Linked DNA regions of Homo sapiens: region 1 is linked to region 2. A link is a loop called in an ENCODE intact Hi-C map of the cell type or tissue named here. Cell type or tissue: PC-9. All regions are shown on one strand. Links, peaks and the distances in the headings refer to the core of each region. The heading gives the core; the rest is flanking DNA. Region 1 overlaps NOS1AP (nitric oxide synthase 1 adaptor protein). Region 2 has its middle 14 kb from the start of NOS1AP.

What was found. A loop is a pair of places that touch in the nucleus more often than their neighbours do. Peaks named below come from ENCODE experiments on the same cell type or tissue, not always from the same donor. Only the 100,000 strongest peaks of a DNase experiment are listed, where the experiment ranks them.
Region 1: a loop joins it to region 2, with 3 times the contacts of the local background. A loop is called at or near these places in 12 of 110 quality-filtered maps.

The regions. Positions count from the first base shown.
Region 1 is chr1:162,211,926-162,227,483 of GRCh38, reverse strand. All of the region lies in intron 2 of NOS1AP (nitric oxide synthase 1 adaptor protein), which reads right to left. Among named protein-coding and RNA genes, the nearest start is that of MIR4654, 63 kb to the right of the region's middle. In PC-9, for the core only: no CTCF peak of the experiment used is centred there; DNase peaks (open chromatin) are centred at 3,803 and 8,333; H3K27ac peaks cover 913 bases.
Region 2 is chr1:162,048,189-162,063,746 of GRCh38, reverse strand. No RefSeq gene overlaps it. Among named protein-coding and RNA genes, the nearest start is that of NOS1AP, 14 kb to the left of the region's middle. RefSeq lists an enhancer at 7,256-7,770. In PC-9, for the core only: CTCF peaks have their summits at 7,371 and 7,574 (motif pointing left); DNase peaks (open chromatin) are centred at 7,576 and 8,396; H3K27ac peaks cover 1,102 bases.

The sequences.
Region 1 (15,558 bases), core at 3,612-11,611, 160 kb before region 2:
TGATCTCCTGTCATGTGCTAAGTGCACTGAAAGGAGATCTTAAAGTCTGGGCCATCAATCCCCATTCTTGGTTTCTAAGATTTCCCCCTTGTTTTTTAATTGTTATATTTTTAAAATTGTTCCTATGTGTTTGGAACAGAAGAAATAATTCTGAATGTGCTTACTGTACTTTATTCACAACAAGTCCACCAGGAAATGTTAATATGGCCCTCTTAAATACTAAAAATGCTCATATGTGTGAAAAATTTATGTTTTTGTATATAGAAATAGATTAAACAACATCAATGCACAGCGGGGGAAAGACTGGAAGAATCTACTCTATGAATGTTAATAGAGATAACTCTGTAATGTTGGAATTAAGGGTGATAATTTTTTTAGCCTAAATATTTTAAACACATTTTCTATAACCATGTATTAATCATTATCCAGGATCCTTTTCTTTCTTAAAACTCACAACTCAAAGGAGAATGAATGGTGCATTTCATTTCAGGTAGTATGATGGCCTGTATATTCTTCCCTGTCCCCCTTAGACAAACTGGCCCTCTGGGGATTTAAAAAAAAAAAAGTCACTAGTATACTGAGAAAGAAGAGTTAAGAACAGAGTCCAAGGCCTGTCATCAAAGAGCTATTAAAGAGGGAAGAATTTCAGAGCTCCCTGAAGGCAAAGCTAGCTTACAAAGACACAAAGTGCTAATGGGGATATTTACCACTTGTTCTCTAACTAGCAGCAGAGCTTAGGAAGACATACAGCCTAAGGAGGGAAAGTGAGTTGTACTGGCCTACATACAGGTGAAAGTAAATATTCAGAAAAACTAAGGATTAAAAGTTAGTAAAGGCTTCAATAGAACATCCACAGAAAAGCCTTCCTGATGCCCCCAAATTAAATCAGGTTACTCTGTTAGGGTCCCCTTACAATCCTTACTAATCCTTCATTGCACTCATCACAATTTGCAAGTTCACAATTATTGTTGTAATGTTAGGTTTGGTATTTAGATGGTAAATACTAAGTATTTAGATGTTAATACTAAGAATTACTAAGTAAATACTACGTAAGTAAATATTAAGTATTTAGATGTTAGGTTTAGTATTTAGAGCTGCCCCACAATACCAGCCCAAGGAATGTGTCATTTTGCTCAAGGCTAAATCCCCAGGGCCTAGCACCATAGCAGGTAATCAATAAACATTTCTTTTCTTTTCTTTTCTTTTCTTTTTTTGGAGGCTGGAGTCTAATGGTGGGATCTCAGCTCACCGCAACCTCTGCCTCCCAGGTTCAAGTGATTCTCCTGCCTCAGCCTCCCAAGTAGCTGGGATTACAGGCATGCACCACCACGCCCAGCTAATTTTGTATTTTTAGTAGAGACAGGGTTTCTCCATGTTGGTCAGGCTGGTCTTGAACTCCCAACCTCAGGTGATTCGCCCACCTCAGCCCCACAAAGTGCTGGGATTACAGGCATGAGCCACCACGCCCAGCCAATAAACATTCCTTGAATGTTGAATACAAGCAAAATATTTTTATCTTGCTTTCGTTTCTCTATAACATTCCTTGCTTCTTAACATAAAATTAATTTGTTAAAATAATTTCATTGTATGAAAAATAAATAATTTGAGCTATTAGTATTCTGCAGCTAAAGTAGAGGTGACTATAGGGCCTATTCTATCCTAATGACACCATCAGTAATCTACGGACTGTGCCAGTGGTGAAGGCAGAGAACATGGGAGGACTTCACAAGCCTCTCTGAGACTTGATCCCAAAACTTCCCACCCATTTAAGTGAACAAAACAGCAGAGGTTAGCAAACTGACAGCCTTACCTGGGTTAGTTGCATCTGTGACAGAGAAAAACTTTAAGGAAATGGATCGTGGGACAACACTGATTGTTTATGAGGCACCTGCAGGCACTTTTATCCTCCTTGGAAGAGGGAAAGCATAACTTAATTTATAATATTCAAAAAACACTCCCACAAACACTCACTTTATCGTCCTTTACACAACCTACCTGAAGAAGAGGCACTGTGCACTGTGGATACTATTGTACCCATCTTACAGGCAGGAAACTGAGGCTCAGGAAGGTGAGTGATGCTCTTAGAGATACAGTGGGGCTGGAGCATCTTCTGTGGTGGAGGGTGTCCTGGTCTAGGGAGTGGGAACACTGAAGGGAGTGAGGGAAGAGGCAGTGCAGACAGAAGGCACACTGCCCCACAACTAGCCATGGTTTGTGCCATGACGATGGTCCAGGCCTTCAGGAAAGGTGAGAGCTACCCAAAACTCGTGAATAAGTAATAAGGAGAGTGACCTCATAACCCTACCCTAGGAGGACTCTGCTCAGACATGGCTAAAGTTTGTGCTGACACACAGCAGGCCCCAAATTAAATGGTTTGACTTCAAGGAGAAGTATGTGGGGTGGTGAAAAGTGGCAAATATCACCTGCAGGACTTCTGAGACTCAGACATGTCACTGGGAAGAGAATGGTTGCCAAGAAGAAAGCTCATTAGAACCTTATTTTTACTGAGATGCTTCTTTTTCAATGCTCACTTCTTTCTTTGTTTAAGACTTCCCGGGGGCCCTGCTTTTACTGGCTGAGTTGCTCACTGACCCAAGAGCCCCCAGCCCATCTCTGATAAGGCAGTGACCCTCAGGACATGGGGTCTCATCCTGGAAACAACATCAGTCTTAGCCAAAATCAACAGGGAAGATTCTGGTCAATTCTCCTGGGAACAAAGACAGGCACTACTTGTCCTCTCTAACTTCTCTCCTTTCCTGCCCTAAGTTACTCTGGATAAAATCAGGCTCAGGGGATGAGTCTGTAGCATTTCCTCTGTCTTCTTGTTCAGTACAATTTTTCACTTTTATTTCATGTTTAATTAGTTAAAGTAAAGCTTTCCATCAGAAGAGATATTGCTCTTAGTGCCACAGCTACCTGCATCCAACCTGGCACTTGTCTTTCTATGTGACCTTTCTCCTGACCCCCAGCATTCCAATTCTAAGCCTCTGCACCTATAAAGCTCAACCACCTTGAACATCAAATAATGTCCTAAGTTTCCATTGCCAACTTTTGATCTCCTCTGTCAAAAAAGTTTATTGTTTTAACCAAGGTAATGAAGTAATGAAAGTTCATTACCAAATGGAGAATTATGAATGTCAGAAGCAGGGAGAAACTGCCAGAATATATTTCAATCCTGGAAAAAATAAGTGCCTTGAATAAAAAAGCAGGCAATAAATATGTGTTGAATGAATGAACGGTCTCAAAAACTCATTTCTCTCCTTGTTTCCTGAGTGGATCCCTGACCTGCACAAAAGTTCTGTGCTTTTTTTTTTTTCTGTCCCCAAAACACTCTGAGATCTGGAATGAAAAGCGTTAGGACTGCAAAATTTGTTAATTACAAGTTAATGACTCTACAGCCTTTAAACCTGTGAATGCAAAGTGTCACCCAGTACAAATTAAAATCAGTATTTACATAAACTTCCCAAAGTGAACTGGAGAGTGCCCTTAACAGAGTGACTCTGGCAGAAAATGTATTATCCATGATCCATGCACCGTATCCAGGCAAGAGTGAAAGGTGCCATTTTGATTCAAAAATAAATTATATATACATACATATGCACATATATATTTTCATGTATAGTATTGAAATGCTTATCTTGACTTTGTCATCTTAGGCTTCCTTTTGGCTTTTTCCTTCAAATAGACTAAACTGCCATTATGGGTAGCAGGTATTCTGAACTGCAAGGCGCATGCTTTGAAATTTTAATAATTTCCTATATCCTCTACCTACAAAACCACAGCTATTAAAACAGGTGAACTGAACAGCAGATGATTCAGAGAGAAAATATTTTATGTAAACAATGATAAACACAATTAAATTTTTTTTCTCACAAATGTCTTAATCAGTTTAATTAACCCCTGATCTTAACCTCAGATTTCTTAAAGCTTTTTCTACGTCTTGACCTTGGAGCCCCAACCTCTTTCAGACATTCCTCCAAACATTATGCTCAGCTTGACCCCAGAAGCCTTTCTGCCGACCTGTCCTTAATTATCACAGAGCTCCCCCACCCCACCCCTACACACTTTTTGGCAATACAGAATCTATTCTATAGCTGCTTTCAAATAATCTCAGGAATTTTCTTAGTTGTTTTCTTGTCCTCAACTGAGTTTCTCTGCTTCTTCAATACAAGACCAAAAAACAAACAAACAAATAAAACAAAACAAACTCACAGAAGTTTGGGGAGGGAGGGAGGTCTATAAACTGCACCTCTAAGTTAAGAGGAGAAAATTCTGTAACTAGATTCTCTCCATTCTAAAGAAGGTATTTTTTCACTTAACTCTTACATGTAATAGGAATAATCTCAACTGTCTTAGATATAATTTCAGAATGAGTTTCTTAAAGATTACATATACTTTACACTCAACATCCTGAATAAAATGTTACAACGTCTTTGAACAAAAAGCTAAGACTGCATTATTACCAATAAATGAGCTGAAGTGACAACAGGTGGGTTTATTCATGGCTCTCCAATGACAAAATGGTAAAAGAATAGTGTGATCTGTATGTAAATACTCATAACTATCACACCCATTTTCTTCCATTCTCTTGACCTAATCAGCACACGTGATCTTAACCTCACCCCACAAGGAATGCAAATATCCATGCTTAAAAGTGGATGTACTGTTTCTCTTTTCATTTTTATTTCAGCAGTTTCATGCCTTTTCAGAATTATGCAAAAAATGCTCTCATCATGGCCAACATAAAACATAAGTCCCCAAAAAGGTAAAATATAGTACAACTTCATAACCAACCAGCAAAAGCAAATGTAACAGGCCACCTGTGTGTGGGCATGTGCCTCTATGGGTTATGAACTAAGTTGAGTAGTAATCACAGTTGAGGCAGAGTTAGCATCAAATAATTTGCATTAAATATTATCAAAGTAAAAAAGCAAAACAAAAAAAACTCTGCTTGATGAAAGATGCACCAATATGCATCTTCTGTACACAAATGAAGATAACCTCAGAGGTGTCAATACCACTTAACAGTCCTCACACTGCAAAGGATCCTGACAATGCAGGGGCACCCAAGTCCATAATGAGCTCTTTCATTAACATCAGTCAAGTAAAAGGTCTCTGAAACAACTGCCTGTGCTCAAGGAAGAAATTTATGATACTAGCCGTGTTAGATATTATATACCGCATTGTATACAACACTGCTGTGCTCCTTGTATACTGCCATGCTCAATAACGTGGCTTAAGTTGAAAATTAACCATGTGCATTCAAGCTGTCACATATTGCTGCAGGAAGTAAGGCTTGGTGCAACTTTTTGAAGAGTAATTTGATATTACCTAACGAAATTGGCACCACCTCCAATTCCACTATTCCACAGCTAGGAATAAGAACTGTAAAAATCCAGAGAGAGCAAGGAAAGAAATAGAAGCGAAATTCATTGCAATATTGCAACATTTTTTATTCAACATTTTTTATAATGGCAAATAATTTTTAAGACACAAATATTCAATGGGAGAATGATTAAATAAATTATAATTTAATCTATATAACAGAACATTATGAGGCCATTAAAAAGAAATGGAGTACAGGTGTCTGCATATATTGACCTGAAAGGACATCTTTGATTTATCATTGAGTAAAAAGAAAACAAGCTATAGAAATGTATATAGTATGATCCCATTTTTGTCTTAAAAAGTAGCTGACATTTACTGAATGTTTACATTCCAAATACTGTGTTAAATGCTGACAAACGTTTTTAAATTTAATATTTACTAACAGTCCTATAAGTTATTTAATACCCTCCGTTTGAAAATTAGGGAAAGTGAAGCTTAGAGAAGTTTAGTAATCTGCCTTAAGTAAAAAAGCTAGTGAGTTATAGAGACAGGCTTTGAACCCAGACACCATGGTCTTAACCCGTGTGTGTGTGTGTGTGTGTGTGTGTGTGTGTGTGTGTGCGCGCGTGTGTGTGCGTGTGTGTGTTGCATTAAAAAAAGAAATGAGAGATTACCCAAAGTGCTAATGGTGAAAAACTCTGTAGAAAGGGAGAATGACTGTAACTTCTAAACAATTTGGATTTTTTTCTTCTAGCAAAAGATTCTAGTTGTAATTTAAAAAGGAGAAACACAGTAAGACAGGCAGAAAGAAAGATAGAAAGAAAATCAGCAAGCCTTCAATGCGAATTCCTGAGTAGGTTAGCACCATGCAGTCAGCTTAACCACCACTTCAAAAATGTGTTTAAAAATAGTGTGTGGGCTGGGCGCGGTGGCTCACGCCTTTAATCCCAGCACTTTGGGAGGCCAAGGTGGGTGGATCGGGAGGCCAAGAGATCAAGGCCATCCTGGCCAACATGGTGAAACCCCGTCTCTACTAAAAATACAAAAATTAATGGGCATGGTGGTCCATGCCTGCAGTCCCAGCTACTCAGGAGGCTGAGGCAGGAGAATCACTTGAACCCGAGAGGTGGAGGTTGCAGTGAGCCAAGATCACACCACGGCACTCCAGCCTCGTGACAGAGTGAGACTCTGTCTCAAAAAAATAATAAAAATAATGTGTAAAGGATTTCTTTTTTTCAGAATACAGCTCCAATCATTAGTCAACAAATTCTGGATAGTAAGACTCATCATCTAATGAACATATTTATATGGTAGATCATATGAACTTCTTTTTCCCATTTGGCCCAAAGATTCCAAGAGCGTATGCAAAAACAAAAACAAAAGCTGGTGCGTGAAATGTCAGGGAGCCCTTGGGATGAGGCCATGGAGAAAGTAAAGGTTTGCTTGATGAGGGGAGCAAAGTATGAGAATTTAAAGCCGGAATGGAAAGCAACAGCCAGGGCAACATAGAAGACCTGATAAAGCATCCATCTGACAAAACCCAGGGATCAAACAAACAGCAGCCCTAGGAATGCTGCAGATCCCACATGGGAGACTCCAAGTCCAGATTGCAATTTGGGTATTTTATAAAAGAGAAAATTTATAAATGAGAAAATTCATTTTTAGCAACAGCACTTCCATGAGTTTGGCTGGGCCATGTGGAGGCATGGGTCCAATACGCACTCTGGACACCTGTGTTCCCCAGACACTGTTCATCTACCTCCCTCTCCCACTAAAATGTTTGCTCTCTGTGGCAGCAACCGAGACCCACGCATAGCACACAGCAGACACCCACCCAGATTCTAGCTGAATCAAAATGAGGGAGGTAGTTATACAGAAGGAAGAAGCTTCCCAGTTCCTACAGCATTTCTCATTCCCATTCACATGTAAAGAAGTTAGGCTGAGCACGGGGGCTCACACCTATAAGCCCAACTACTGGAGAGGATTGCTTGAGGCCAGGAGCTCGAGGCCAGCCTGGGTAACATAGTTGGACTCTATCTCTACAAAAACTTTTAAAATTAGCCGGGTATGATGGTGTTCATCTATAGTACTGCCCACTCAGGAGGCTGAGGTCAGGGGGATCCCTTGAACCCAGGAGTTTGAGGTTGCAGTGAGGTATGATCGTGCCACTGCACTCCAGCCTGAGTGACAGAGTGAGACCCTGTCTCAAAAATAAAAACCACACACACAACAGAAAAGAAGAAGTTTATTGCATTTAATGTGTCAATGTTAACTCTTTCCTAGGGGATACAAGCAGATACAAGCTGCTTCCTGAAAGGTAAACTTACAGGCAACAATTTTCCAAGCCATCAATCTCTCAAAGCAGCAGTGCTGTCAGACTAAGTCAAGAGAATTGCAGAATAAAGCCTAAAACCTAAAGCATAATTACTCCTAAAAGGGGACATTTCCTAGAAGGATGAAGGTTTTCAGGGCTGTTCTCCCTAGAACCCTGGTGGGGGCAACAGCCACTTCGAAGATTAACATTGTCTCCAGCAGTTATTGTGAAAGAATAATTATTGTGCCCCATCTGTCTCCCTGATGATGCCAGCAACAGTAACCCTTTAAAAGGAAAAAAGACTTTTTGTGTGGCAGGGGGTCAGAGAAGGCAAGGGGAGACAGAGATGAAAGGATAAACAAAAAGCCAGGGCCCCACCTCAGTAGAGGAACAGGTAATACATGATAGCTGTTTAAAAAAGAAAGAGGCAGAAGGACCAGATTCTTGGGGCCTGGAGATGAAAGGAAGATGGAAACAGGAGCCTATCTGAGACCTAAAAACATATTCTGGGGTTTAAGTCTAGCTTCCCCTGTCCTTAGAGACGACTGCTACTAATAGCTACTATTGCTAAGCACTTGCCATGAGCCAGGCACTGTTCAAAGCTCTTGACATATTTTATGTCATCGATCACAACCACCCAATGAAGTGGGTGTACTTATTCCCATTTTATAAGCAAAGAGGTAGGGCTGGAAAGGTTAAGAGCTTACTCAGCGAGAGAGAGCTGGTAAATAAAGGAGTGAAGATTCTAACCCAGATGGAATGTCATGCCGAAGCTATTAGCCACTAGAAGATAATACCTCACTTGCACATTCTGCTGCTGCTGCTGCTGCACCTGAGGCCTTCACCTGGGCTCGGTGGTGAATGCCCTAAGATGGTTCAAAAACTGCATGTGAAAAACTGTTTTAGGCCAAGCTATCAACAAATCTTCTGGTGATATCAAACCTGGTGGCACAGATAAGAGAAATTTGAAAGTGACTTTCAAAAGCAGGGTGGAAGCCGTAGTACCCAGAGTTGCATCTGTCCTCTGGCAAAGGAGTGCCTGAAAGCAACACCAGGCAAGCAGTGAGTGGGGCTGGAAGGGACAGGGTGCCCGGGACACTCCTGAAACCCTCCTCCGCTCTAATAGGCTGGATTCCAGCAATAGCAAAAGCCTGGACTCTGGGGGCCACTTAGCAAGGGAAATTGGTCTTGGATAGTTCCACGACTGACCAGCAAACGACATGTGTGATCATCTCCCTTGGAGACCATGAGGCCTCTAATCAGCCCTGAAGACATTCTCACAACATCCACAGACAAATGACAACTGCAGGACCTATGCAGGGTGATAGCAGGAGTGGGAGCAACAGTAGAATCACAGTCATGCCTATTATCATTATTATAAAACCCTTACTGCGATTGCTCAAGGCATAACCGAAGGGGCTTGGTTTCAAATAGGTAAGAGAGTTCAAAGCACTGCCATTATGATAGTGATTTATTAGCCTGATATTTTTGAGGCTGATAGTACAGGTCCACTTTCACATATGGAGAGACTGAGGCTCAGTAAGGACAAACAACTTTGCATAAACCCAGAGCAAGACCTCAAGTCATCAGGCTCCCAGCCAAGGATTCTTTCTCCTAGAGCAGTGTTTTTCAAATTTTTTAAGTCCCGGAACTGCTTCAAATAGAATCTTCTCTGGAAGCTTACATTGTAAATCAGCCAAAATAGAACTTATCTGATGGACTCAGAGGTGGGGCCTCCAGGAAGAGAAAGGCCCCAGGTTTGAGTCCTAACTCAGTCACTTACTAGTGATACTTAAAGGAAGTTAGTCAACCTCTCCAAGATTCAGTTTCTTCATCTGTAGCAAGAAGAACAGCACTGCCTCTCTTGATTATTTATGAGATGGAAACAAGATGATGTAAAGTCCCCATATGCTCAGTACATGGCAGACATAATTATTATTCCTACCACTGTATCTGTGAGTGGGAAGGAAGCTGAAACCATCCAGCAATTAGCATGAGGCCATCTCCAGTCTCGGTCATAAACCAGGCAGCAGGTTAATTTCAGGAACTGGCAGGCTGACCAAGTTGCTGAAAAATGCACAGAAAAGAGGACAGGATAAAGAGAAAGGTGTATATGTGGTTTTAATTATGGTCACAGGGTTAAAGTGGAGGTTGTGTCCTTTACTCTGGCATCAGGGAGCCAGCCACACTCTCACTCTGCCTCGCTGGCACCCATGATAATTGGGACAACTATACTCATTAAAGCACACCAGTGCTTGAACAAAAAGCCAACAACAAGGCCAGGCACAGTGGCTCACGCCTGTAATCCCAGCACTTTGGGAGGCCAAGGCAGGTGGATCACTTGAGGCCAGGAGTTCGAGACCAGCCTGGCCAACATGGTGAAACCCCATCTCTACAAAAGTACAAAAAAATTAGCTGGGTGTGGTGGCTCATGCCTGTAATCCCAGCTACTCAGGAGGCTGAGACAGGAGAATCGCTTGAACCCAGGAGGCAGAGGTGGCAGTGAGCCGAGATCGTGCCATTGCACTCCAGCCTGGGCGATAGAGTGAGACTTCATCTCAAAAAAAAAAAAAAGCTAACAACAGCTGTTTCAGGACCCAAATGGAAAGAGGTATGGTGTAGTGAAAAGAGTACCAATTTGGACCCAGACAAAAGAGTTTGAGTCGTATAGGCTTGTTTCCCTGAGCCTAAGCTTCCCCATGTGAAAGAGTGGAAACATAGAAGTACCTAGGTGTATGCATCACACAACTGGCACCAAATATACATGAACGCCCTTGCTCCTCTCCAAGTCAGTCACATAAAGCTCCTTCCCTTCACAGCAGGAAAAGATTTGATGATGAATCCTCTATAAACGATAACAGCACCCACAATCACAATACTTGCAAATGTGCTGAGCCCACCTTTAAATTTGCTATATGTGTTAACTCATCTAATCCTACCAAAACCATAAACTTATAAGTACTGCTATGCTGTCTTACTCATTGGATAGAAGAAGAAACCAAAGCACAGAGAAGTTTAGAAAGTTGACCAAGGTCACACAGCCAGTAATAGTCATGCCAAGATTTGAACCCAGGCTGCCTGATTCCACAGTCAGTGTTCTTATAACATTCTTATCACAATGTTTATACTTCTCTTTTCAAATATAATTATTTTATTTTACATTATGGTACTACCAGGATTACAGCAGGTTTGTCATGCTATCTGCAATACACATGTGATGTTGACAGGACAAATTGTAATATTCCCATTTGGTAGATGAATAAACCAAAGCATAGAGGTTCAGCGACTTGCCTAAAGTACATAGCAGGACTCAGAGGCAAAGCTGAGACTAAAATGCAAGTCACCAAGAGTCCAACTATAAGATGTAAAGCCCGCTCTAGAAGGAAATGGTCCAGTGATTGTCTAGGCACTGATAAAACCACTTTCAAAGGTGTCATTAATGTCCCCACAACAGTAGCACTGCTTTAGCCAGGGCAGAGTTACATGGGCATGGATCCTAATACAACCTCCAGTCCCAGCCTAGATTCCTTCCCTTCATGGCATCTGTGTGAAAGAGGGTTTTTCTTCTGGCTAGTGGGCCTAGCACACACCAGCAAGAGGAGGTCCCTGGCAGAAGTAAGAGTAGGAATGGGACACAGGTGGCTCAGAGTAGAGCAACCAATGAGAAAGCAACCTGAGAAGGCAAAGGAATGCAAATCAACGTCAATGGACTCAGAAGACTGATGACAGGGAGGAGATGGGGGAGGAGGGCAAGGAAGCAGCTTGCAGTTGGAGCAGGAAATAAAAGTGCAAATGAGAGGCTCAGCATGGTCTCCACTCGCCATCCCACAAACGGGTGAACACACACGGAAGCTGGACAGACAGACCAAGGCGTGGCCAGAGAACAGTGAGTTATAATGCTATGAAGGATATGTGCATGAGAAAGGTCTGATGGAAATTCTCCAAAATGCTAACAAAAGAAGCATGGTAAGATCATGGGTTATCATTGTTCCTTTCCTCTGTTTTCTAAATGTTCTGAAAGATTTATCATCTTTAAATCTGAAAGATTATAGAATTCGACATCATCACAACAGTCCTGGCTTGAGCCTAAGGTGCATCTGCCCGAGGTCTCAGGTCTGCCTGGGCATGAGTGGAGGACCCAAGGGGCCATTCTGCTGGAGACCATCTGGATGACACACTAAAGGGCCTGCTGGGAGAGCATCTGTTTTGAGGACAGAGCTGGGTCCTCAAGCTTGAGCCAGTGACAGAGCTCAGGCCAGGCAGCAGGTCAGTTATAAGCATAATACAGTGCCTGCCACTCAGACTGTCTCCTGGCCCAGCATCCATGTTTGCATCTTAGGAACAGGCCAAATAGCAGGACAGAGAGCAGCAGACAGCAATGACCCAGGGCTCATGAGCCTAGCCCCGCAATGCAAGTTAAGGTTTCACCACTTCAGTAGGGGACACAACACAGTGCTGCCACCTGCAAGGTCCAGTGCATCACCAGTGTGGCCCACCCAGCAAGCCAGTTTCTAAAAGCAGGGAGTGGCATGACCGCAGTCGAGTGCTGTGGCTCAGCTCTGGCAAGCCTCAGAAAGACTCGGCCCCGGGGCCTTGGCAAGGCACTTCCTGGGACTTACGGGCCCCGAGGCTAGGGGTGCTCAGGGCAGGCATCACCACACACAGGAGACAGGGAATCCTAGGCATCTCATGGTCCTGAGAGCACTGTGGCCTTGAGGACCCGTGAGATCCCTCCCAAGCATGCTCAAGAAATCTTGGAGAAGCTTCGCGGAGAATGCAGCATAAAAGCCCTATCACGGTGGGTTGGGGTGAAGCCAGAGGAATATTGTTTTCTGTTATTGAAGGTGTTCTGTTTTTGTTGCTCCACTCACTGATGTAGCCTGGCAGGGAGAAAGGTGACATTTTCAAAAAATGTTTAAGAATTCATTAATAACGATGGTAAATTAGTAACTCTGAGCAACTATTAGAGGCAAAAAAGAGAGAAATATGACTAACAAACAAATGTTAGCGTACAGACAGAACTCCCATATGCTGTCAGCCACTCTTCATGGAAGAAAATAGTAGCTATTTCCAGACCGAAAATTAGGCCAAATAGTAGTTCTGTGAAGTGATTCAAGAACACAATAAACAATAACAAATATACAATATAAGATAAAAGACAAATGAATACACAGTATCTAATGAAGAAAAGGCTACTTCACAAAATTAAAAAGATATGCAGCTTGACAGTAAAGGAGGGTTAATCAGCCATTTGAATGATGGAAAGGTTAAGAAAAACACTGAGAATTATTTTTGAACAGAAAAAAAAATTATGAAGGGAAAATCAAAACTCAGAAGCTAAGCAGCCCTTCCCTCCAGTCCCCATGGCACTCTATTCCTCCTGGGTGTACAGCCTTTACCACCGTGCATACTCACTTCCCCCTTTCCTTCTCCCTCCAACCAGACTGTGAGCCTGCTGAGGGCCATGCTGATATCACCTCTCTGTCTGGAGGCGGGCACGCAGCATAGTGCTGGGCAAAGAGTAAACAATATATTGGCTTTTACTGAATGAATGAATGAATGAATGAATGAACGAACGAACGAATGAACAAGCAAACAGATTAACAAAGGAACAAATGTTAAAGGGGCTGAAATAAATGGATATCTCTGAAAGACATAGGAAAAGGAACTCTGGTCCCACAGGCACACCAAAGAAGAAAACTCCTCCACTTGGCATTTAATTGAATTCAATTTTATATATTCTTTGATAGTTTCATGTGCACATGGCCTGTCCCCACTGAGAAGCCTTAAGCCCTTGAAGGCAGGGACCACAAACTTCTACTTCTATGTCCCCCATTATAGTGCCTGGCACAGTGCTGGATTTTAGGTCTTAAATAAATATTCATTAAATAGGCTTGAATAAAGAAGATGAGACGAGACAAGTAAAGTTACTTCTAGCGGATGAGGTTCCTTCATTTTAATTTATAGGAGAAATGAGCTGGCTATTTACCAAGCTTCATTGCAACAGGCATTCCTCAGGACAAAGAGAGCCTTTCAGAACTACACGAGCGGCGGCGCCTTCTCCAGAGTTCCAGGCTTGGTATTTCCAAGGGAGAGCTAGGGGTCAAATAGTAAAATCCGCAGGCACAGGCACATGCCAGGGAAGTTGGCACAGCACCTGCCCAGGCTGGGAATGACTCCAGGCAGCCTGACCAAAGTCAAGAAAGCTCATAATTCATCCAGAGGAGAACTTAAAAACAATCCAGTTAGTTGGATATGACTGCAGATTGGGCAACTGAATGTCAACCGAATTCAACAGTGAGGACAGAAAATAGGAGGTGGGCACATCCTTCTTTCTCTAAAGCACACAGCTCAGGTGAAGGTGAAAGGTCTCTGCTTCTTGTATTTGGCAACTCCAGCCATAACAATCTGTCAGCAAAAATGCCTGCACAGGATCAGTGGGAGAGTCTCCTCCCTCAATGCAAAAATTCCTGACCAGGCAGCTCCCCATATAACCACCACTGGATTAAAGGCTAGACAAAGGCTAATTACTGGAGAAGGAAAGGGTCTCAGACAGGAAATACAGTTGGTTATCACAGCTAATGTTGTGGATGAGAGTTGCTGGGGTATTTAAATATGTATTGGAATAAAGCAAAAGGGGTCATGCTCATACGTTCATTTCCTTCCTAAGGAAATGTACCAGGGTGTTCAAGTTACCTGGGACTCCCTAACTGTATCTAGATTCCTTGAGGGTGGGGAGGTGGGCGGCCAGCCCTGACCTGATCCCCTAGAGACACCCTCCACCTGCTTTTCCTAGACACAATGCCCCAGATCCACCCCATATTATTCAGGAGAGTCAGAAATGGTTACCCTGGGCAAGATCCACAGCTTGTCACTTGGGCTCAAGGCAGCTGTGTGACAGGCTTTCGAGGAACAGTCTCTAGGCTCATACAGCTGAACTTGTTGACATGGTCCGCCGTGTGCCGGGGGCACTCACTCCACAGAGAGTTCAGAAGCTACACGGCAGCAGCCAAAGTTCACAGGGTGTGTCGAGGGCAGAAGCAACATCCCAGCAGGAAGAAGGAGAGGTAGGAGACTCTCCACAGCCATCTCATGGCTATCCTCCACCCACTCACTGATACTTTCTAGGCCTGCATCCACAGCTAGACCCCCTAGACTGATCATGGGGCAGGAAAGTGTGTGGCTTCACTAAAATCCCGAAGCTTTTACAATTACCCCTGTTCTTATCCTATATCCCTTACCACTCTTCCACTACCACCACCAACATACACACCTATTACCAGACTGGGGTGGGCAGCGGGGTGGCGGGGGGCAGAGTTTACATATTTCCCATCCCAAACCCCAGTCACTTAGAGGTTCCCCATCCTTGAGTGTCAATGTGGATTTGTGATGGGGAGAGTAAATAGTTTGGTGCATAAAACCTAGACTGTGTTTCATGAGGGCAGGACCAGCCCATTTTGCTCACCACTATAGCCCAGCACCCAGCACAGGTGCTAAATGTTTACTGTCACCTGAATTAAGAGTTAACTGGTCATTAAGTAGATGAGGTGGGACTACAGAAGACCAGACCACTGCTCAGACCACTGATCATGCAGCCCCTGGTTCTCTATATGTCAAACAACACCTTCCCAGCCTTGCAGAGGGGGCCACACGATGAGCTGTCTCACCTTTTTCCTGTCCCTGTCCTGTCAAGTATAAAAACAAGAGGAGCCTCCAAGAGGGCAACCCGAGGGAGGAAAACTCAGCAACACAGGCAAGGCATCTCCTCCTGCAATCTGCCTGGTCCTTCCCCAGCTATAGCATCGACTAGAGATTATGAGCTAGGTTTACACTCCTGATTCTGTCACTAAGTAGTCTTATGACTTCATACCAACAATCTGAACTTTTGGGGTCTTGGTTCTGTTTTCTGTAAAATG
Region 2 (15,558 bases), core at 4,254-12,253:
TGTTTGTTCATTGGTTTTAGTGCTTCATAATGGCAAAGAGATCTTGATGGAGAATTTTCTTTCATTTAGCTCCGCTACTAAAAATTGATTTTAAGGCCCTCACTTTTACCTCTCCAAAGTTATATCTATTCCTAAATCTGGGACTATTTACATTAATTATCTATTTAAAACACAGAGTAAGCCCAGCTGTTACATTTAGAAAGCTGGGGCTTGTGTGCTCAACTAAATCTATCCTGTGTCATTGTAACTGATCTTGCTTCCTCTTTATAAATCCTACATTCTTAAGATGACACGAGGGCTGTAAAAAGACTACGGAAAACCTTATAAATGCAATATAAATTAATGTTATTTTCAGATCTCTCTTTGTTGGTGAAAAACTTTTAGGTAGTTTTGTAGTTGCTTAAAAACATAAAGCTTGCTCTGGACCCTCCACTAGTGTGCTTTTAAAAAGCAAGCAAGAAGAGGAGAGGAAAGGAGAGAAGAAAAGAAAAGTACAGATGCACAGTGCAACCAGGTGTGTTTGGACCTTAATTTTCCCTCCCAGGTTCAAGATCTCCCACTTTGAGTTTTATGTGTCCTGAGAGCTCAATTTCAGTTACCCCAGACTTTGATTAGCATAACAGGTTCTCACCATGCTCTAATATTGTCTTTTGAACTCCACACAAAGGGAGAGGCACAATATGTTTTCTAAAAATTACAGGCATTTCAGGACAACTAGCAAATTAAGTGTTCAGGTCTCATCCAGATCCAGCTTTAGCAGTTTTCCATCATTAACAACTGCCTCACTCCCTTAAAAGGTCCTGTAATCTCTTTTATAAATCTCTTGACATCACCAGCTGGCCCCTCTCCACACCACTCAGAGCGTTTTTCTTGAAACAGTGCTGGAGGGGCCTCAGGATTTTCCACCTCTCTGAGCAGCCGTGCTGTGCCATTCACTGGCCGAAGGCAGCCTCTGTAATCTGAGCTTCACATAAATGATAACACTTTAACTGCAGCCAAGTTTAATTCAGAACAAATGTTCCCCATGCTCATACCTTTTTGGAAAAGCAGCCCAGTCTAACAGCTAGAACAGTGATGGGGTTCAGAGCCAGAGTGGGGGTGGGGTGGGATCTCTAAGTGCAAATCTGACTGCCCATACTAATATGCTGGGCTGCTGTAGTCCAGTCATCTGCCTGCCTGTGGCCCTGTGTCCATGTGTGAGACGGAGGCATAATTCTCCATCACTGTGTATTGTACGTCTACCATATATTCCAGGAAATGTTCTTACCAAGCCTGATGGTAAAATGGAGTATTCTAGTTAGTCAAATATTCTGGTTAGTGGGAAGTTACCATGGATATAAAATTTACTGATGAGAAGGCGATCATAAAAAGCTCGTTTCTGAGCAGACATGTGTATACCCATGTTCATAGCAGCATTATTCACAGTAATTTTCCCAAAAGAAGAAACAATTCAAATGTTCATCAATAGATGAATGGATTAAACAAAATGTAGTGTATATATGCAATGGAATATTATTCAGCCTTAAAAAGAAAGGAAATTTTGACATATACTACGACATGGAAGAAACTTGAGGACATTAGGCTAAGTTAAATTAGCCAGTCACAAAAGGATGAATACTATGATTTCACTTACATGGAGTACCTATAACAAGTGAATTCATAGAAACAGAAAATAGGATACAGGTTATCAGAAGCCAGGAAGAGGGGATAATGTACAGTTATTGTTTAATGGGTATAGACTTTCTGTTTGGGATGATAAACGTTATGGAGATAGTGGTGAATTCACTTAATGTCACTGAGTTATTAACTTAAAAATGGTTAAAATAGGCCAGGCGAGGTGGCTCATGCCTGTAATCCCAGCACTTTAGGAGGCCAAGGTGGGTGGATCACTTGAGCTCAGGAGTTCAAGACCAACATGGAGTTCTAGGCAACATGGCAAAACCCCATCTCTACAAAAAATTCAAAAATTAGCCAGGTGTGGCAACATACACCTATAGTCCCAGCTACTTGGGAGGCTGAGGTGGGAGGATTGCTTGAGGCCAGGAGGTGGTTGCAGTGAGCCAAGATCGATCGCCTACTGCATTCTACCCTGGGTGACAGAGTGAAATCTTGTCTTAAAAAAAAAAGATTAAGGGCTGGGCATGGTGGCGCACGCCTGTAATCCCAGTACTTTGGGAGGCCCAGGCGGGCAGATCACGAGGTCAGGAGATAGAGACCATCCTGGCTAACATGGTGAAACCCCGTCTCTACTAAAAATACAAAAAAGTAGCTGGGTGTGGTGGCAGGTGCCTGTAGTCCCAGCTACTCAGGAGGCTGAGGCAGGAGAATGGCATGAACCCGGGAGGCAGAGCTTGCAGTGAGCCGAGATCGCTCCACTGCACTCCAGCCTGGGAGATACAGCGAGAGTCCATCTCAAAAAAAAAAAAAAAGAAAAGAAAATTAAAATGGCTTTTTAAAAAGCAAGTTTCCAAAGATATTATAACACTTCCTTAAATAAGGTGTTTGGGTTTCTTGTGTAACTACAGGGTCACTGTTACAAATGTCAACCATTATTCTGCTGATGAGCAGATATTCTGGTCAGATATTCTCATCAAGACTATCTTAAATCAACAAGTATGTACTACTTTGTGACATTCAAATTCTTCAGAATGCCAGTTAGAATAATAAACAGACTAATAAAAATGCCACACTTTGGGATATTAGAATACTCGAAACCCCATTTGAGACCATCTCAGGTGCTACCCAAGGCAGTTTGTATGGTTATTTCCATGGAGGTTTTGAAATATTTTATTGCCTGAAGGGCTATATGAAACTGGTTTCCATCTGAACATCCGTGGCAGGGTAAACTGTCTCTTATGTTGGAGATGGATGTTACTTCGTTCGGTGTGCATTTAGTGAGTGCCTGCTATGTGCCATGGTTGTGTGAGACATCTGATCATTTAGCCAACAGATATTTATTAGTTGCTGACTGCATGCTCTGTCAGCTCATTAGTCTGCATGCTCATTAGTTGCATGACTGAATGGCTCTTCACAGTGGAAAGAAATAGATGAAACAGTTCTTGTTCTGGAGGAACTCACTTTGATCTATCAAGGAGTTAAGACTGATATTCCGATGGTATAAAAATAAAGCACTAAAAGTGCTTCAGAGGGCACAAAAGTGATACCATGGAGTTCAGAGCAGGAGAGATCACTTTGTATGGCAACCAGGGGTGGGTGGAGGTGGAGAGTGGGAGGAGACACAGAAAATGTCACAGGGGAGGCAGTACTTGAGCTTGGCATTAAAGGATTCTATTACTTCCATGGGCAAGATCAGAAAAGCCCATTCCAGGTAGAGGAAGTGGCCAACCAGACTATTGCTGACCATCACTCAATATACTTGAGGCCACAGTGCCCTCCTGTCCCCTCTGCAGATACATTTTGAGGTTACCTGAGACTTTGTGGTCAACCAATGAGTCCTGCTCCGTTGTCCACTGAGCTCTGCAGTCCTTCCCGAGTTACCTCCAGGGGCCTGGCCACAGAGGATTAGAAGTGAAATGAGCCAGGCTTGCCAAGACCTGTCTGAGCTCAGACCTCTGTCCCGTGGTTTCGTATCCTTGGGCCAGAAAATGATGAGGGTCCCAACAAAGGACTTGTCCTCCTATTTTAGCCAATAGAGGACAAAGAGAGAAAAAGTGGTTATTTGTTTCAGGGTCACAATTCCTCAGAGAAAAGAAAATGTAATGGTCTGGGTAGAGAATGAAGTCTGAACTTGTCCACCAACCTATTTTACACATTTGTGGATGCACATGCTTGCACACACACGCATACATGATTTCATTGGCAAGAAGGAATTGCACCACCTCTGTCGTGTACTCACTGGCAGGGTAAAAATCCTTTATTTCACAACACAAATCCCCCAGCAGTGATTACCCCTTGACATCTGAGAGTTGCGCTCTGATAGTGCATGTTTCCTTGAGGTCTGCTTTTGTGGAGGGAAGGTGGGCCTGGCCCCCCAAGGAAGGGAGGGGAAAGCATGTGTACTGATCTGCCACATGCTTGAAGGTGCCCAACACTTTTACTGATCTTATCTCCTTTAATCCTCACACCCACTCTGGAGGCCAGGCATTACTGACTCTACCTGTAACTAAGAACTAAGACTTCAAACTTGTGCTCATATGTTTAAAGTCCACGTGGCATCCAAGTATGGGAAAAGACGCAGGGAGAGGCACCAGAGGCAAACTTTTCCAAATATGCAATTTTGCCCAAGGTTGACCCCATGCATGTGTGTATATGTATGAACACACACTCATACACACACACACACACACACACACACACACAAAGACTTATAAGTATGAGCCCAGTCATCACACTGCCTGAGTTTGAATTTTGGTCAAATTCAAACCTCTCTGTCCCTTAGCTTCCTCTTCTGTAAACTAGAAACAATTACTGTATGATGTTTGAGATGCCTCATAATAATATGGGATGGGGGGAGGTAGGTGGGCATATAGATGAAGCAAAATTGGCCATCAGTTGATTATTGTTGATGAGTTGATCATTGTACATGAGGTTTTATCATATTTTGTGCTCTATTTTTGTATATGTTTAGAATTTTCCATCTTAAAAACTTGTAAGCAGCATTATTCACAATAGTCAAAAGGTGGAAACAACTCAAATATTTATTAGTGATAAATGGATAAGCAAAATGTATTTACATATCATGAAATATTATTCAGCCTTAACAAAGAAGGAAATTCTGACACATACTACAATGTGGATGAAACTTTAGGAATTACACATGCTAAATAAAATAAGCCAGTCACAAAATGACAAATACTGTATGATTCTACTTGTGTGATGTACTTAGTATAGGCAATTTCATGGAGACCGAAAGTAGAAGAGTGGTCACCAAGGCCTGGAAGGAAGGGGAAATGGGGAGTTATAGTTTAATAGGTACAGAGTTTCTGTTTGGGATGATGAAAAAGTTGTGGAAATGAATAGTGGTAACGGCCATGCAACGTTGCAAATGTACTCAATGCCATTAAACTGTACACTTAAAAATGGTTAAGATAAATTTTGTTATGTATATTTTACAATAAAAAAGTTTTAAAACAATGAGATTATGCATGTAAAACAGCACAGTTTCTGGCATGTTGTAAGCTCTCAGTTGATATCTGTTATTATCAGATGCATGCCATGGTGGCATTAGTGGTGCGTTGAGACAAGAAGGTCCATCCAGCCTTTCAAAGATGTGTTTTGGGAATACATTACATTGGCTGGTGCCCAGGATTTCTCCTCCTAGGCCCTGTGTCCAAACCTATGCATGCCTGTATTACCTGGCTCTACAACTATGGTATATGCAATTTCTTGGCACACCAGGGAGGCATTCATGGCCTACTGGGTTACAAAACAATAAAGTTTCTGGTCACCATGGCTAGCTGTCATGTAAGTTGTAGGTTACCACGATGAGGTAGAAGTAGATCTCCTGCGTAAAGTGGAGAACTAGCAGATAATTTGTGGGTACCCCCAGGTCCCCTCCCAGCCTACTACAAAAGGTGATTTCCAGAGACCAGCATGCCCTACCAGGCTGCCAAGTCATAATGCAAGGATTCAGCCCGCACACAGGTGCTCTTGAGCCCTTTTAAAAACTTAATTTGCTAACACCTGCAGTCACCCAGTAGAAGTAGTTTTAGCAAGGCTGCAGGGGTCCCCAAAACACCACCATGTGTGAAAAGTAATAATCCTGGCATTCTGGTATGCACCTACCGCCTCTGCCTTTCATAATAATAATAGTTTATTTTCAGTCCATGCCGTATAGTTTTAAAAAGCCTTTTGTTTATATTTGTTTATATTTCACCTAATCCTTATGAGAACCTTCTGAGAGAGGTACAAGTATGGCTCCCATAGTGCAGAAGAGGAAACTGAGGCTGGGGAAGATTATAGGGTTTTTCCGAGATCACATAGGTATAAGCACTGGAGCCAGGTCTGAAGGCAAGCCACCCTCCATGCTCACCCCACGCCTTCTGTGTATTCCTTCTCTTTAGTCCTTGACTTTTATAACCCTCTCCACTGTACCCCTATCTACCTGTGGCTCCCTTGATAGGAGGGACTTTCTGAAAGAAGACATGTCTACAAAGCAAGATCAAAGAAAAGGTACTTTGCTTTCCTTATGGCTCCCTAGGGAAAGTGTCAAGTTCTTGAATTTGGAATGGCAACTCCCTCTCAAAAAGCCTTTTAGGGATCCCACTACCTTGATGCCTCTCTAAGCACTATTACTCCCCAGACTTCTATCTTGCTTTACTGACCCATATCCCACCTGACATCCCTACAAGGCAAGGAGCAGAATTTTGATGTCGCCCCCAACTGAATGGTAACGTGGTTTTTTCAGCATTCAGAACATCCCCTGCTGTCTCTATCTATCCTCTGGCATTCACAACATATAAGACTACCGTTTGCTCCCATTCCCCACATATTCTCCATACAGTCCTTTAGCAACACTTTGGATTCTGAGTTTAACCTACATACAAGTGCCATCTGGGACAGTGAAATACACCCCACTGACCTGCAACCAAGTTCTCTCTGCTCGGGGGCCAAAGACTTCCACTCCTAAGAGTTGTGCCTGAATCAGAATTGCCTTTACTACCCTCACAGCCAAGACTCTCCCACTCGGCGCTTGCTCTTTCTTTCGTTAGTTGACTCATGAATGAATGAATGATTCATTTTTCCAAGATTAATGCTATAGACATGCATTTTGTCTTCCTACCTCAGTGAGTTGGTGTGAACCAAAATATTATGTACAATTCAGGTATGGAAATGAAATGTCAAGGAAAGTTCATTTGTGACTCGGAATACTATTGAGACACCCACCCACATCTCAACAGGGCTATTGAGTGCTACCAAAGCCCCCTTAGCTTGTATTGTGTTTCATAGCTATTATTTCATACACAGCTTGGACAGGCAGAGGATAGTTACAAAAAGGTTATGCAATCTTTCTCAGGTCCTTTTCCTAGCATCAGTTATGATTCTAAATTAGGGAGAGCTTGTGACATTTCCACTCTGATTTATCTCCTGAGCCTCATTTTCTTCATTTACTCTTTGTCAGCACCTGCCCCCTGCTCCCAGCCATCTTGCCATAACCAATTTCTGGTCATGTCGAGGTCAGGGCTCAGGACCGGAACACTTTCAAAGGCTCCAGGAAATAAGAATCTATGCCGTTCTATCATTTCCAGTTTTTCCATGATTTAGGGCAATTCAAAGCCCTAAATATAGAAGAAGCCATCTGGGTCAGCTCTTTCTACCCCTGGCCTTTTTTTGGGTTGGTGCAAAGATAATTGAGGTTTTGGCCATTACTTTTAATACATGGGAGGAAGCTGAAGCCCGGGGAAGTTAAATGGCTTTTGAAAGGCACACAGCTAGCTGAGAGCAGAGCTGAAGCCATAGCTCAGGTTTCTGGGTCCCGTCATCATCCCACTAACCTGGCAGAGCTCTGCAAGGCTATGGCCCCCAAGCAGGGCTCCCCTGGCTGGCCAAACATCGCCTGTTCATGGGTCACTCAGCTGATGGCTGCCTAGTTCCCTGCTGTTCTGTGGATGGCAAAACAGTCTCTGGTGCCCTCAAGAGGCAGAACTGAGTAGTGGTGCCCTCCTAAAAGATCTAGATGCAGCCTGAGAAATGAACCCTCAGATCCACCTCCACCCCCATTTTACAGAACACATTGGATTCATCTTTTTATTTTAAAGATCATGAAACATGTTTAAGAATATCAAAATATATTTGAAACACAAACTTCCCCTAATGCCCTCAAAAGCATAGACTAGAGGCCGGGCGCTGTGGCTCACGCCTGTAATCCCAGCACTTTGGAAGGCTGAGGCAGGCGGATCACAAGGTCAGGAGATCGAGACCAGCCTGGCCAATATGGTGAAACCCCCATCTCTAGTAAAAAAAAAAAAAAATACAAAAATTAACCAGGCAGGCAGCATGCGCCTGTAATCCCAGCTACTCAGGAGGTTGAGGCAGGAGAATTGCTTTAACCCAGGAGTGGAGGTTGCAGTGAGCCAAGATCACACCACTGCACTCCAGCCTGGGCAACAGAGCAAGACTCCATCTCAAAAAAAAAAAAAAAAGAAAAGAAAAGAAAAGAAAGCATAGACTAGAACTAGAGCCTGGACCCCTGTGAGAACCAAGAAGCCCGTAGGCCCAGGCCATGTGCCTACTCCCCTGAGAACCTCTCCAGAACCTAAACTTGAAAGGTGTGAGCAGAAAGGAAAGGTGGTGAGGTAAGGTAACTCCATGGATAACCAGGTGCTGGCTTCTCTCTTGGTCATAGGAGAGCCACAGCACTGCCTTCTCATCAAAGGCTGGAAAAACCTATGTTCAGGATGCACAGCCCTGGGTGGTGAGTCGGGGCTGACTCATAGTAAACAAGAAATGGGCAAGAATATCTCCCTGGTGGTGTCCTGAAGCCCTGGCCTCCCTAGAGGTGCTGGGAAGGGAAGTGTGAGAGTACTACAGGAATGTGCACGGGAAGGAGGAAAGGAACCAACAAAGGGTGATCTAGATGGGGGGGACCACGGGTGGAGGAGTCAGGAAGGCCTGGGAGTTCTCAGAGCAGCAGTGACAGGGGGTGAGCCCAAGCCATCAGCTTCATTGCTAAGAGCTATAAGGAACCCAGGGCTGTCTGCATCTTTGTTCTGTAAAAGACATCTAGACACTGGGGCCTTTACTAACCACTCACACATACTCTATGCAAGCAAAATTAATTGTTCTATTGTCTATTCCCATAGCCCTGTGTAGACACTTACCTTGTGTTACATTTTGTTTCATATCTGACTCCAACTATCCAATTCGACAAATATTTATCCAGTGTTTCTGTTTGGCAGGGACTGTGCTGCCACAAAAGACTTAAGCAACTCTGTCTCATTTGTCTCTAAGTCTCCTGCACTGCCAGCAAAATGCAACTTGATAACTATTAGATTTAAATACTGTATTTTTAGGCAGGACAAATAGAGATGCTGATTCCATTTGTGAAGTATGGGATTCTAGGCACTTGGGTTTCTAGTTCATAGTTCTATGTGTTGTTCTTATATATGTGGCCAATGGGGGCCGTCCTCTCCCTGACCCTCTACTGTCTTTTTCTTCCTCATCCTCACTCTAAGGAAGATGGTTGTATCAGTCAGGGTTATTAACCCCAGCTTCTGTCACAAATAATCCCTAATCTCAGTAACTTAGCACAATAAAAGTTTATTTCTCACATAAATTTTTTTAAATATTTTAAAATTATACTTTAAGTTCTGGGGCACATGTACAGAACGTGCAGGTTTGTTACATAGGTATACATGTGCCATGGCAGTTTGCTGCACCCATCAACCTGTCATCTACATTAGGTATTTGTCCTAATGCTATCCCTCCTCCTCTCCCACCCCACACCCCGACAGGCCCCGCCCGGTGTGTGATGTCCTCCCTGTGTCCATGTGTTCTCATTGTTCAGCTCCCACTTATGAGTGAGAACATGCAGTGTTTGGTTTTCTGTTCTTGTGTTAGTTTGCTGAGAATGATGGTTTCCAGCTTCATCTGTGTCCCTGCAAAGGACATGAACTCATCCTTTTTTATGGCTGCATAGTATTCCATTGTGTATATGTGCCACATTTTCTTTATCCAGTCTATCATTGATGGGCATTTGGGTTGGTTCCAAGTCTTTGATATTGTCTCACATAAATTTGAAGATTCTGTTTCTTCACACACTTCCAGGCACAGCAAAGCATAATGGCAAGTCACAGATTCAGACATTCCTGGTCAAGCTGCTCTCCTTGGCAGCTCTCTCCTAAAGTGGCAACTCAGCATCCAGGCTCCTTCTATCCTGTGGCTCCACCATCCCCTAGGCCCTCCTTGTCACCTCTCCTGGATCCTCTGCATTCAGCCAAATGGCAGTCAAAGAAAGAGATGAAATGCCCTGTACCTGGAACATAACCACCTCAGCCCAGAGGTGACACACATCCCTTCTGCTTAAGATCTCTTGATGAGAACTAGTAGCATGGTCCCTCTCACATGTGCCGGAAGCTGAGATGGGTTCTCAGGCTGGAAAGTTGCTTGCTAGCAGTAATTCCATCTCAGAAGGGAACAAGAATTTTTGGTGTAGTTGGCTCTGACGAAACAGTACTTTGGAACAATTAAGCATGAAAAGTTCTGCCATGAGAGACAGAGAAAGCAAAAGAAATATTGTCTTATAAATACTATATTCTGTAAAATCTGGAAAAACAACCTGTTCCTGGGGAGATTTGTCTAGAATGATCAACTGTACCCCCAAGGATCCTCTGTAACCCTGCCAGGATCTCCATAGAGTTGCTCCCCTGGGTTACCAGGAAGTTGGAGCTAGAACCCAAGGGTACAAATACAGATGAGTGGGAGCAAGGGTGCCTGCCGACCAAGTGCCCTTCAAGACTGGCTCTCTTCAGACTGAAAGGAAGTCTTACTTGATGGGAAAGGCAAAGAACCCCTCTCTGTCATTCTTTGGAAACAAGACTGTCTTCTTTCAAGTAAAAATTCTGTCCCTTCTCACACTTCCAGGCACAACAAGGTATAATGGCAGGTCACACATACAAGTAAGCTCCCTGTGTCAGAATTTCTGAGCTGAGAAAAATGGATGACTGACTGAAACCTTTGATATGAAAGGAAGAAGCGGTCTGAGGAATCAGCTTGAGAGAAAAAGGAAGCCCTGACTTCCTCTGCATGCCTTCACTGGTCCAGAAAGAAATGGGTTTGGAGCCACTGATATCTACATCTCTTCCTTTAAAATATGAGACCTAAACATCAAAGGGTTCTCTGGTCTGAGGCATGGGTTTGCACATAGAGGTGATGACTTATCAATAATATATTTTAAATTGAGTGCCAATTAGGCTACAGGAAATAATATAATTAAAATTTAGAGACAGCTCTAAAACTTGATTGAAGACCTGGAACAGTCGGTTTGAAGTGAAGTGAATAATGCTTCACTCTTTTGCCAAAACACAGATATAAATATTACCCAAGCCTAAAATCCTGCCCAATCAGCTGCTTGTATGGAGCTATGGGAGAGATGGAGGGGAAGAGGGGGAAGAGTTTGTTAGAAGGCTACAGATAAGCCTTATGCAATGAACCAACTAACAATGTGGGAAATGGGCCTCCTAGAAAAGGTGGATCCTATGGAGTGAACTCTCTCCCTTCCCTGGAGCTACCAAGGAGAGGAAAAAAAGAGGGAAGGGCTAAACAGATATTGATGTCACAGCATCATCACCCTTGATGCTGACCACTAAACACTAACCTGTGGCTCCTAAATTCTTTCTGCACAACTATAAGACTAATCCAAAAACCTAGGTGGGGGACTGGCCTGTAAGTAGGGGCTGAGTAGCTCTAGCTATAAAGGATTTACAAGTAGGGACTGGGTACACATTACATTATCATCATCAGAGAATGCAGTATGAAGCATCCTGTATGGTTAGTGGAGTTTGAATTAAGATTAAAAAGGATGTAATTCTTAATTCACAACTAAGAAATTGACATTGGGACAATCCACAGAGGTCATTCACATTTCACCAGTTTTACATGCACTCATGTATGTGTGTGTGTAGTGATGTTCAGTTTTATTGCATGTGAGGCCAGGTGGTGGCTCATGCCTATAGTCCCAGCACTTTGGGAAGCTGAAGCAGGTGGATCACTTGAGGCCAGCCTGGCCAACATGGTGAAACCCCGTCTCTACTAAAAATACAAAAATTAGCTGGCTGAGGCACAAGAATCACTTGAACCCAGGAAGTGGAGTGAGCCAAAATCACGCCACTGCACTTCATCCTGGGTGACAGAGCGAGACTCTGTCTCAAAAAAAAAATTGCATATGTAAATTGACGTGATCACGAATATAATCAAGATACAGAACTGCTCCACCACCATAAGGCTCTGTTATTGCCCTTTATAGCCATCCCTACCCCATCCCCCATCTCTAACCCGTGGCAACCACTAATCTGTTCTCCATCTCTATAATTTTATTTCAAGAATATTGTGTAAATGGAATCATATAGTATGTGACCTTTTGAGATTGGCCTTTTTCACTCAACATAATTTTTTTGAGATCCATCCAAGTTGTTGCATGTATCAATTGTTTGTTCCTTTTTATTGCTATGTAGTACCCCATGGTGTGGATATACTACAGTTTGTCCATTCGTCTGCTGAAGAACATTTTGGTTGTTTCCAGTTTGGGTCATTTACAAATAAAGCTACACTTAACAACAACAATAACAAAAGGATATACTTCTTGTCTTCTAAACCAATGATTCAAACTTAGTGCAAATAAGAATCATCTTGGGTATGGGGAGGAGAATGTATTGAAAAGCTAATTCCCAGGGCCCCAGCTAGAAAAGTACTCTGGGATTGGACCAGATGTCTGAATTTCTAGTAAGCATGACTAGGTAATTCTCAAATACATGCTAGGGACATAGTTGAAAACAACTACGGGCTAAGAGGCTACAGTCTGATGGATTTGACAGAAATAAAAATAATTTCTATCATCATCCAGGAAATATATATATATATACATATATATATATATATGTATATATATATATTTTTTTGAGATGAAGCCTTACTCTGTTGCCCAGGCTGGAGTGCAGTGGCATGATTTCAGCTCACTGCAACTTCTGCCTCCCTGGTTCAAGCAATTCTCCTGCCTCAGCCTCCCGAGTAGCTGGGACTACAGGCTCACACTGCCATGCCCAGCTAATTTTTTGTATTTTAATAGAGATGGGGTTTCACCATGTTGCTTGGGCTGGTCTCAAACTCCTGAGCTCAGGCAATCCACCCATCTCGGCCTCCCAAAGTACTACGATGACAGGTGTAAGCTACTGCACCCAGCTGAAAAATAATTTTTCCTAAAAGGAAAAACAGCCTTGTTGCTTGATACCATCTTATCATGGAACTTTCAAAAACTGAATATGTATATTTCATTTTTTGGCAGTACACACTTTACGTTTCAAAGCTGTGATCTATTTTTTATATTTTTGAGGCTGATTCTGTGTCTTGAGAAAGCCAAATGTTGCATTGTTAGTTTAGGCACAGATGTGTGGACTCACTGCAGGTGAATGTCTCCAACAAGGCAGGAAAATCATGGGTCCTTTTTAAAACAGGTGGTAGAAGGACAACCACTGATTCTATAAAACATGAACAGTTACACCAAATTGTTCTGTTTACAGCAAATATATGAAGTAGGAGTATTTTCTTCAAAAGTGGTATTGATTCTAATTAAACTGACCTATAGCAGATTTTTAAAACTATTTTTAATTTGAAATGTTTATTTAGGAAGAATGGCATGAAATAGTTCACACATTAGCTGATGTAGAAATAATATAATTGTACCCATAATGGGATAAAATAACAAAAGACTCTCTGAGTTGAAAGGGATACTGAACGTAAACTATTCCAACCACTTACCTAATGTTTGTCAGCCTGCGGAAATAGAAACTACAGGGCCAGGTGTGGTGGCTCATGCTTGTAATCTCAGCACTTTGGGAGGTCGAAGCTAGCAGATTACTGGGCCCAGGAGTTCGAGACTAGCCTGGGTAACACGGCAAAATCCCATCTCTACAAAAAATACAAAAATTAGCCAGGCATGGTGGCATGTGCCTGTAATCTCAGCTACTTGGGAGGCTGAGGCAGGAGGATCATCTGAGCCCAGGGAGGTCGAGGCTGCAGTTAGCAGTGATCGTGCCACTGTACTCCAGCCTGGGCAACAGAGTGAAACCCTGTCAAAAAAAAAAGAAGAAAGAAAGAAAGAAAGAAAGAAAGAAAGAAAGAAAGAAAGAAAGAAAGAAAGAAAGGAAGGAAGGAAGGAAGGAAGGAAGGAAGGAAGGAAGGAAGGAAGGAAGGAAGGAAGGAAGGAAGGGAAGGGAGGGAAAGAGAGAGAGGAAGGAAGGAAGGAAAGAAAGAAAGAAAGAAAGAAAGAAAGAAAGAAAGAAAGAAAGAAAGAAAAAGAAAGAAAGGAAAGAAGGAAAACTACAGGCCTGGGAGACGTAAGAACTGAGTTTAAGTTTCAGCCTTGCCACTTGGCCAGCAGCTGTATAATATTAGACATGTGGCTTAAGTTTCCTCAGCCTCAATTTCCTCAGCTGTAAAATAATATGGTGACCATCATGGTCTCTTTCAGTCCTAACATTCTATGATTCCCTTCTCCAATCTTTATCTCCCTCTGGATATTTATTCATAACCTGAAAAAGAAAGATGAGCTGATTTTCACATTGCAAATTATCTCTCAATTTAGAATGAATGAATTAGAACATACATATGGACAAAGATAAAAAGAAACTAAACCTAAAATTAAAATCTCCTTATCTAAAACACTTAAAATATGAATAAATTAGCTACCAATAGAATCAGAAAGAAAAGACATTCTCTGATATAACGCTAAAGAAGATGATGATAATCACCAAACCAATGGTGCTGTTCTATGAGAACAAGCTGTATTTAAAGTGGAATTTGTGTGTTCTTCAATACAGATAAATAGAGCTATCAAATACACAGTTGTCACAGATTATCTCTGGAGACACAAATTCATGCTTTAAGGACTAAAACTTAGCATCCCTTTGATGCTTAATGGGATATGTCATCTTGATGATATATTACTTTCATCAGTAAGGTGATTTCCTCTTGTCTTTCTAAGTAATCTATGCAAAAACCTCTTGCAAACCTTTCTTAAAAGATTACTTGGGTATCATCTCAGTTTTAAAAACTTATTAATACAAATAAATAGGTTTTGTTCAGTGTTTTGCACCTTTAAAGTATAGCACATGGTATGAGCTCAATAATTGTTTCCAAAGTGAATGATTTAAATTGAATAAAGCACCAGACACTTGACAAATGGAATCACTGATACAGTTGAAACAGCACTGGCATCAGGGTCTTGATTGCCTCTTGCTAGCTGTATGATTGTGGGAAATTTATATAACATCTTTGAGCCTCGGTATTCTCATCTGTAAATGGAGACAATTCTACCCAAACACTAAGCTTAATGGGAGAATTAAAATAGATGATATAAAAAAGGAAATCTATGAAAAACTTCAGCTCATATTATTCTCATGATGAGTCTAAATACATTCCCCTCTAAGATGGGGAACAAGTCTTCTCTCAATTCTATGCAACACCATGCTGGATGTCTTAGCAATGCAATGAGACAAGATTGGAAAGAAAGAAATAAAACTGTCTTAATCCTCAGACAATGTGATCATCTACATAGAAAGTCCTGAAGAATCTATAAAAAATGAACCAATAAATGGATATAACAAGTCACAGGACACAAAGTAAATATACACACAGAATATACAGGAGGAAATGATGTTATTGGTAACCTCAGAAATCCAAAGAGCCAGATAATTTAGATAACACAAAGAAACTAAGACCACACAATCATGGCATGTATTCCTTATTTCATTTTCGTGAGAATTGTGTGCATTTGGTTTTGTACATGATATATTTTCATAAGCTTGCCTTGAGAGGAAAAACAAGTTTTTCAGATGAGCAAATATATCTATGGAATAAGCTAGCTTGCAAAGTCAATTTTAATCA